2 separate regions of the Homo sapiens genome follow, and region 1 is linked to region 2. Evidence: chromatin contacts called from ENCODE Hi-C or POLR2A ChIA-PET data. All regions are on one chromosome and are shown on one strand. The core of a region is the stretch at or near the end of the contact, and the rest is flanking DNA. Distances in the headings are between cores, read along the strand shown. Region 1 has its middle 5.1 kb from the start of LRFN3. Region 2 holds the start of PRODH2 (proline dehydrogenase 2).

Region 1 (4,157 bases), core at 1,140-3,639, 120 kb after region 2:
CTGGGAGTTTGAGACCAGCCTGACCAACATGGAGAAACCTCGTCTCTACTAAAAATACAGAAAATTAGCCGGGCGTGGTGGCACATGCCTGTAATCCCAGCTATTCGGGAGGCTGAGGCAGAAGAATCGCTTGAACCCAGGAGGCGGAGGTTGCGGTGAGCCGAGATTGTGCCATTGCACTCCAGCCTGGGCAACAAGAGTGAAACTCTGTCTCAAAATAATAATAATAACAATAATAAATAGATAATATTTATATAAACATATCCAAAATACTATTTCAACATGTTATCAATATTTTATAAATGACTGAGCTACTTTTTTTTTTTTCTTTTTATTTGAGACCGAGTTTCTCTGTAGCCCAGGCTGGAGTGCAGTGGCATGATCTCAGCTCACTGCAACCTCTGCCTCCCGGGTTCAAGTTATTCTCCTGCCTCAGCCTCCTGAGTAGCTGGGATTACAGGTACATGCCATCACACCCAGCTAATTTTTGTATTTTCAGTAGAGTCAGGGTTTCACCATGTTGGCCAGGCTAGTCTCGAACTCCTGACCTCAAACGATCCACCCGCTTTGGCCTCCCAAAGTGCTAGGATCACAGGCATGAGCCGCCCCACCCGGCTTACATTCTTTTTTCCTATTAAGTCTTCGAAATCCCTGTGTATATTTTATATTTGCAACACATCACAATTAGGACTTGTCTTCAATAGCCACATGTGTGACTAGTGGCTACCATACTGGACAGCACAGGACAGGCCTGGAATGGTGGCCACTGTTGCGGGGATAGTGAGTTGAAGGTGGAGACTTGCCTCTTGAATTTAGCAACGAGGATGAGCTTTGGCAATAAAAAGTTTCATTTTTGTGAAATGGAGAGAGAGAGAGTATATGAACACTTCCTTCCTGAAGTTTGGGTGTGGTTTTAACACCAATAGAGAGATCTGGCTAACAAAACTCAAAACCAACACCAGATATTAGCAGCACAAAAAAAGACAACCACATATTATGTCCCTTCTGATAGGAGATCTTAATATTATCCCTGAAGTATACTTAACCCCAAACTGAATGTGTATCTGACTCAGCCTCTAGATCTACCAGTTTGCAAGACATACAGAGGATGGCAGAACATATTAAAGGACACCAAGAGGGGAAACCAGTCAAATCAGACTGAGAAGAGATTATTTATAGGTGGATAGTGTCAAAAAGAAAGGAAAAAATTAAAATTTGTAAAAAACAAAAAAAAAAATCACACTTTGGGAGGCCGAGGCAGGAGGATCGCTTGAGCTGAAGAGTTTGAGACCAGCCTGGGCAACACAGTGAGACCCTGTCTCTATTAAAAAAAAAAAAAGTATAAAATTTTGGCCAGGTGCGGTGGCTCACACCTGTAATCCTAGCACTTTGGGAGGTCAAGGCCAGAGAATCACCTGAGGTCAGGAGTTCGAGACCAGCCTGGCCAACATGGTGAAACCCTGGTGCAGTGGCCCATGCCTGTAATCCCAGCTACTCAGGAGGCTGAGGCAGGGGAATCGCTTGAACCTGGGAGGTGGAGGTTGCAGTGAGTTGAGATCGTGCTATTGCACTCCAGCCTGGGTGACAAAAGAGAGATTCCATCTTAAAAAAAAAAAAAAGTATAAAATTAAAAAATTAGACTGAGATGAATGAGAGGGAGAGGGAACAGTTATAAAATAGAAGACTTAAAGAGGTAACAAACAAATACAATGTACAATGCAGGCACCCTGGTCGGATTCTAATTTGAACAAGCCAACAGTTTAAAGACATTTCTATGACATTTAGGGAAATTTGGAGACAGGATGAATGTTAAGACACTACTAAGGATTTGTTGGTTTTTTAGGTGCGATAAAAATGTTATAGTAATGTTTTTTTAAGAACCTTATATTTTAGAGATACATAATGGATGAAATCATGTGATGTCTGGGATTTGCTTTAAACTAACTTTGGGGGAGGTGGAATAAATAAAACAAGATTGGCCATATGTTGATAATTGTTGAAGCTGGGTGATGGGTACTTAGAGGATCATTACATTATTCTATTTCTGTGTACGACTGAACATTAATAAGGCTTTAAAAGGGGGACTGCTGTGAAAAAGAGAAAAAAGTAGGGAAATTGTGTGTTTTTTCCCCCCAGGATCGAAGCGCCTTTAACAGGCTCCACAGCTGACAAGGACGTTGGGATGCAAGAGAGTGAGAAGGCGCCAGGGTGGCTGCAGGGCACATTCAATAGTCGGTCTAGCTCTTGCTCCCGCGGCTGCCTTCTCTGCAGCTCTGGAGGCTGCAGCTTCTGGTCCTGGACCGGGACTTAGGTCCACACCCACGTGCTGACGTCGGGCAGGCTCAGCGGCCTCCCGCGCCTGCGCAGCACCGCCCTTTTCGGGCGCGGCGCCCAGTCCCTACACCCCACAATCCCCCGCGCCGTTCCGGAGGCGCGCTAGGAGTGGGTGTGGCCTCTGCCTCCACATTGGAACAAGGTGAGGCAGAGGGTGTCGCGTGGTCTTCTGGGAAATGTAGTTCGTCTGCCAGGCCGGAACCACCGCTCAACCGGCTCGCGAGACTATGCACCCCACAATGCGCCGCGCGCGCAGCGGCTAAGCGATGCGTTGCTGCCTCCACGTGGTGGCTGAGTGATCATGCTCCGGTTTGGGAATGGGGCCCAGAAGGGTAGGGTTAGGGGCGGGGACGGTGCTGGGGATGCTGAGGGTCGCCCTGGAAACCTCTGGGAAGATTTTCCAGAGGGTAAGTCCCCTGAACCTGGCCCACGAAAGGGTAGTAGTAATGAAGAAATTGGAGGTGGGGCCCGCTATGAGGACCGAATGACAGAGCAGCACCTGTTGGCTGCATATGATAATCAGGCTACTGTTACACCTAAGACTCACACAGTAGGCACTTCCTAGGCCACTTACCGCTCCCTGCGCTTCAGGTATCTTAGCCCATTCAATCCTCCCAGCCACCATTCGAGATATTATCAGCCCTCCTTTCTAGGAGTGAAGCTGAAGCCCAGAAACGCGAATCACTTGCTCAAAGTTATTCAACATGTCAGTGGCAGAGCTGGGATTTGAACTAGGCTGTCGGGCTACCAAGTCTGGGCTCTTCTTCATAGGAATATCTCATCACCCTATTCAGTTATCCTAAAATTGTAATTAGCACATGAATCAAGTCAAGATGGTCATTAACATGTGAATCTCTTTGAGTCGCTGATTACCAGCGCTTGTTCCTGCCCAAATTTGTGACTTAGACCTGCTTCAGGACAAAGTTGACAATCAACATAGATTTATAGTTAGCACATGAATCAGCACAGGTTTCTGTTCACAGGGATCAGATTTCTGATTAGCACTTGAATCAGCAGTGGTTTGTGTCAACAGCTGGAGTCTTTAGGTTCCTGATTTGCACAGGGATCTCCATCCAGGGATTATTTTCTTGCCTAAATAGGCCTGTTCCTTTATGTCCAGGTGACCTTCTCTTCAAATGTTGTCCCAGCTGGGTGCAGTGGCTCACGCCTGTAATCCCAACACTTTGGGAGGCTGAGGCGGGAAGATTGCTTGGGTCTGGGAGTTTGAGACCAACCTGGGCAACATAGCGAGACCCCGTGTCTCCATGAAAAATAAAACAATTAGCCTGGCATGGTGGCATGCTCCTGTAGTCCCAGCTACTTGAGAGGCTGAGGTGGGAGGATCCCTTCAGCCCAGGAGTTTGAGGCTGCAGGGAGCTATGATCATGCCACTGCATGGCAGCCTCAGCGACAAAGCAAGACCATTTCTCTTAAAGAAAAAAAAAAAAGGGCGGGCACAGTGGTTCATGCCTGTAATCCCAGCACTGTAATCCCAGGTTGAGGTGGGCGGATCAACTGAGGTCAGGAGTTCGAGACCAGTCTGGCCAACATGGTGAAAACCCATCTGTACTAAAAATTTTTTTAAAAATGGCCAGGCACAGTGGCTCACGCCTGTAATCCCAGCACTTTGGGAGGCTGGGGTGGGTGGATCATCTGAGGTCAGGAGTTTGAGACCAGCCTGGCCTACATGGTGAAACCCCATCTCTACTAAAAATACAAAAATTAGCAGGGCATGGTGGCACGTGCCTGTAATCCCAGCTACTCGGGAGGCTGAGGCAGAAGAATCGCTTGAATCCGGGTGGCGGAGGTTGTAGTGAGCCAAG
Region 2 (4,545 bases), core at 1,050-3,549:
GGAGTCTTACTCTGTCACCAGGCTGGAGTGCAGTGGCACGATCTCGGTTTACTGCAACCTCCGCCTCCCGGTTCAAGCGATTCTCCTGCCTCAGCCTCCCAAGTAACTGGGACTACAGGTGTGTGCCACCACGTCCAGATAATTTTTGTATTTCTAGTAGAGACGGAGTTTTACCATGTTGGCCAGGCTGGTCTTGAACTCCTGACCTCCAGTAATCCATCCGCCTCAGCCTCCCAAAGTGCTGGGATTACAGGCGTGAGCCACTGCCCCCGGCCATGTTCTAAATCTTGATAGGGATTTGGATTGCTCAAGTGTGTGTATTGGTTAAGGTTCATCAAAGGGCACATTTACAATGTGTGTAGTTCATTGTTTTACCTTGAAAGAAAAAAAGTACTGCGAATAATTATTGGGCTCTAATTAATGAGCCCATTATTCATATCCTGAAGCATTTAGGGGGAAAACATGTCTGCAATTTACTTTGAAATGCACCAAAAAATAAGATGGATTGATGGATGGATAGAGGAATAGAGGGATAGATATGATTTAAAGTGAGTATAGTTAAAGGTGGCGGGGGCATGGATGTTCATGTACAATTCTTTTTACTTTTCTGTATATTTGAAAATTTTTATAATAGAATATTGGGGAAAATATGCCCCCCACGAATGGTATACACCTGGCAAAACAAAATCATAGAAACAAAAAGATATGCATTATACAAGACGGCAGGCTGGGTGTGGTGGCTCACACCTATAATCCCAGAACTTTGGGGGGCTGAGGCTGGGGGATTGCTTGAGGCCATGAGTTAGAGACCACCCTGTGCAATACAGTAAGACAAAGAGAAAGAGAGAGAGAGAGAGAGAGGAGGGAGGAGAGAGAAGGAAGGAAGGAAGGAATAAAGGAAGGAAGGAAGGAAGGGAGGGAGGGAGGGAGGGGAGAGAAGGAAAAAGAAAAGAAGGAAGGAAGGAGAGAGAGCAAAAGAGGAAGAGGAAGGAAGGAGAGAGAGAGAAAGAAAGAAAAAAAGATGGAGTAGGGTTGAAAGAGAATGTGGAGATAAAAAGGAATTAATGATTGAATGAACAAACTAAGACCCCATTGGCCTAATCAGAACTTACACCCAGCCAGCTCACACCCATGCAGCTGTGTTGACTGAGAACACACTGATGTACCTCCTTCTAATTGATAAACAGCTTCTATCCCAATCCCTCCTCTGAGAGCCTCCAGCCTCCAGGCTCCTCCCTGAGAACCCAGATGACCCTGATTCCATCCATTTCAACCATGCCTGGGAGCTACAGCTGCACTTCTGCTGGCTGTTCCAAGCCTGGAGGTGGCCGTAGCATTTTGAACATCTGGCGTGCGGTGTGGCCGCATCTAAGTCCAAGGCACTCTGTCCCCGACAGTCCCGCTTGAGATCCTTACCTGCCCAGAGTCCATAGCTTCAGCCAGCCTCTCGGGGCTCAGCTCCAAGGAGGCTCCTGGCCTTCTGACCCACGAGGCTAGCTCCTTCTGAAATGGGGTGGTAGGCGGGGTGGTGAGGGGAGCCCGATGGGCAGCCGCGCCCTCCCCGCACCCCCGTCTTTGCACTCCTTACACAGAGCCGAGTACTGGTCAGCGCCGTCACCTTCAGCTGCATGAGGCTGGCCTCAGCCAGGCTGGGGGGCTCCAGGAGGCCCCGTGACAGGTCCACACACCGCAGCATAGCACCGAGGTTCCCCTCATACCACGCCTCACTGCCCAGCCAGCAGGTGTCAGGGCCCGAACAGCAAAGCCCCTTCCTGCGTCCTCCCAGCCTCCCTGGGCCCTGGCTCCCTACTCACCCACTCTTGGCAGCAGAGTCCGGCTCCTCCTCAGTGGGCACTGCCAGCAGTGGTCGGAGGCTGAGGGTCCGCAGCTGCTGCACGCAGCCCTTCACCTCCTCTGCTGTCTCACCAGCCACAAACTGCCCATAGACGGATGCTCGGAGAAATGCGCCTGAGAGCCGGGAGCCCAGGAGTCGCCGAGACCAGGCCTGGAGCTGGGTGACAGGGAGCGAGGGCTCAGCGCCAGGCTATGAGGAGCCTCCAGGCTGGTCCTCAGGATCACTGCTCACCAACAGCCCGTGAGTGACGAGTGGGGGCCAGGCACACAGCCGGAGAACCAGCAAGGCCCGTGTCAGCTCTCCTGTGCCCTTAAGGTGGAAGGCCCCGCCATCAAAGCTCAGGGACTGCCAGCCCCTGGAGGGGGGACCAGCTTGGGAACAGAGCACGTAACAGGTCCGGAGCATCCTGGGTCCCTGGCTGCCTCCACACCAGGGAAGGTTCTCTGGAGGCAGCAAGTTCACCAACTGCCCCTTGCCCAGACCAGGGGCAGTGACTGATTAACTGGGCAAAGCCTCAGGATCACAGGCTCCTTGGGGGCAATTAATTATTAACAAATGGGGACAGAGTTCAGAGTAACGGAAACGGGAGGTGAACCCCAGTAACAGCCCCCAAGAATGCTCAGCACAACAGCCTGCACTTATTAGGTAACCACCATGTGCTGGGGAAAGCAGGGGCTCCGGAGCAAGGATCCCTGGGCTCAGGACACCGGGCTTTGTGATCCAGGACAGGCTACTTAATCACTTTTGTGGCAATTGCTTCCTCTTAAAATTGGAAACGCTGTAGTGTTATTGAATACATTTGAAAATACGGTTCTCACGTTTGTAATCCCAACACTTTGGGAGGCCAAGACCGAGGAGTTTGAGACTACCCTGGGCGACATAGTGAGACCCCATCTCTACAAAAAATACAAAAATTAACTGTGTGTGGTGGCACACACCTGTGGTCCTAGCTACTCAGGAGGCCGAGGAAGGTGGATCTCTTGAGCCTGGGAGGTCAAGGGTGCAGTGAGCTGTGATTGTGCCACTGCACTCCACCCTGGGTGACAAAGTGAGACTCTGTCGCCAAAAAAAGAAAAAAGAAAAGACAAATAACCTATATAACCCAGCTGTTCCATGCTAAGTACATATCCTAGAGACCTTAAACATGGACAGCAGGAAACATGTACAGGAAAGAATGTTCAGAGGAGCAGTGTCTGAACTACCCAAATGTCCATCAAAAGGAGAATGGATACATATATGGTGGTGTAGTTATGCAATGGAATACTATACAGTAATGAAAAAGAATGGATACTGATACACACAACTGTGTGGCTGAATCTCACAATGTCAAGTGAAAGAAGCCAGACACCAAACAGGGCAAGCTGTATTATTCTTTTTTTTTTTTTTTTTTTTTTTTTTTTGAGACACAGTTTCACTCTTGTTGCCCAGGCTAGAGTGCAATGGCACAATCTCAGCTCACTGCAACCTTCACCCCCCGGGTTCAAGCGATTCTCTTGCCTCAGCTTCCAGAGTAGCTGGGATTACAGGCATGTGCCACCACGCCCCACTAATTTTGTATTTTTAGTAGAGACAGGGTTTCTCCATGTTGGTCAGACTGGTCTTGAACTCCCGACCTCAGGTGATCTGCCCGCCTCAGCCTTCCAAAGTGCTGGGATTACAGGCATGAGCCACTGTGGCTGGTCTATACTTTTCAATAAATATAAAAGCAAGGAAAGTGAAACTGCAGTAAAATGTTGGGAATACATGCGTGGGTGGTCAAACTATGAGGACAAGAAAAGTAAGGACATGATTATCACAGAAGTCAGAGAGGTGGTTGATTGTGGGGGATGGGAGGAATTGTAATGGGGTAGAGGGATATGGGGACTTCTATATCCTATTTTCTTTTTTTAAAATGGAAACCATATGTCTTAATTTTTTTGTTTTGTTTTGTTAGACGTATCCTTGCTCTGTCACCCAGGCTGGAGTGCAGTGGTGCGATCTCGGCTCACTGCAACCCCCATCTCCCGGGTTCAAGTGATTCTTCTGCTTTAGCCCCCTGAGTAGCTGGGACTACAGGCACCCACCACCACACCTGGCTAATTTTTGTATTTTTGTAGATATGGGGTTTCACCATGTTGGCCAGGCTGGTCTTGAGCTCCTGACCTCAAGTGATCCACCCTACTTGTCCTCCCAACATGCTGGGATTACAGGCGTGAAGTCCTAGGTCTTTTTTTTTTTTTTTTTTTTTTTTTGAGACAGAGTCTTACTCTGTTGCCCAGGCTGGAGTGCAGTGGCACGATCTCGGCTCACTACAGCCTCTGCCCCCGGGTTCAAGCAATTATCCTGCCTCAGCCTCCCGAGTAGCTAGGATTACAGGCGTCTGCCACCGCGCCTGGCTAACTTTTGTGTTTTTAGTAGAGTCACGGTTTCACCATCTTGGCCAGGCTGGTCTTGAACTCCTGACCTCATGATCCACCTGCCTTGGCCTCCCAAAGTGCTGGGATTACAGGTGTGAGCCACTGTGCCTGGCAGTGGCTTCTAGGTCCTAGGAGTCCTAGGTCTTAACATGGATGATGATTCATAGTTGTTCACATTGTAAGGTTTTTTTTGTTTTGTTTTTGAGACAGAGTCTTGCTCTGTCTTCCAGGCTGGAGTGCAGTGGGGTGATCACTGCTCACTGCAGCCTCAAACTTCTGGGCTCAAGCAATCCC

The links. Hi-C counts contacts between places; a loop is a spot of excess contacts on that map. ChIA-PET counts read pairs that join two places held with the same protein, here RNA polymerase II (POLR2A). Pooled maps may share reads with other maps.
Region 1: a loop to region 2 is called in a map of HepG2, with 11 times the contacts of the local background. The contact joins the enhancer-like site here to the promoter of PRODH2 in region 2. A Hi-C loop is called at or near these places in 3 of 168 maps with a recorded cell type or tissue (HepG2, K562 and endothelial cell of umbilical vein) and 8 of 50 pooled maps. POLR2A ChIA-PET finds 5 or more read pairs at or near these places in 3 of 52 experiments (GM12878, HEK293 and endothelial cell of umbilical vein).

The regions. Positions count from the first base shown.
Region 1 is chr19:35,929,187-35,933,343 of GRCh38, forward strand. No RefSeq gene overlaps it. Among named protein-coding and RNA genes, the nearest start is that of LRFN3, 5.1 kb to the right of the region's middle. RefSeq lists enhancers at 2,407-2,626, 2,637-2,726. Within about 2 kb of position 2,390, at least 6 of the 41 ENCODE cell types and tissues checked have a DNase peak (open chromatin) inside an H3K27ac peak, as active enhancers do.
Region 2 is chr19:35,810,546-35,815,090 of GRCh38, forward strand. PRODH2 (proline dehydrogenase 2) reads right to left here and starts at 2,300. Exons shown (of 10, transcript NM_021232.2): 1 at 2,087-2,300; 2 at 1,815-2,011; 3 at 1,589-1,727; 4 at 1,417-1,503. The coding sequence starts at 2,260.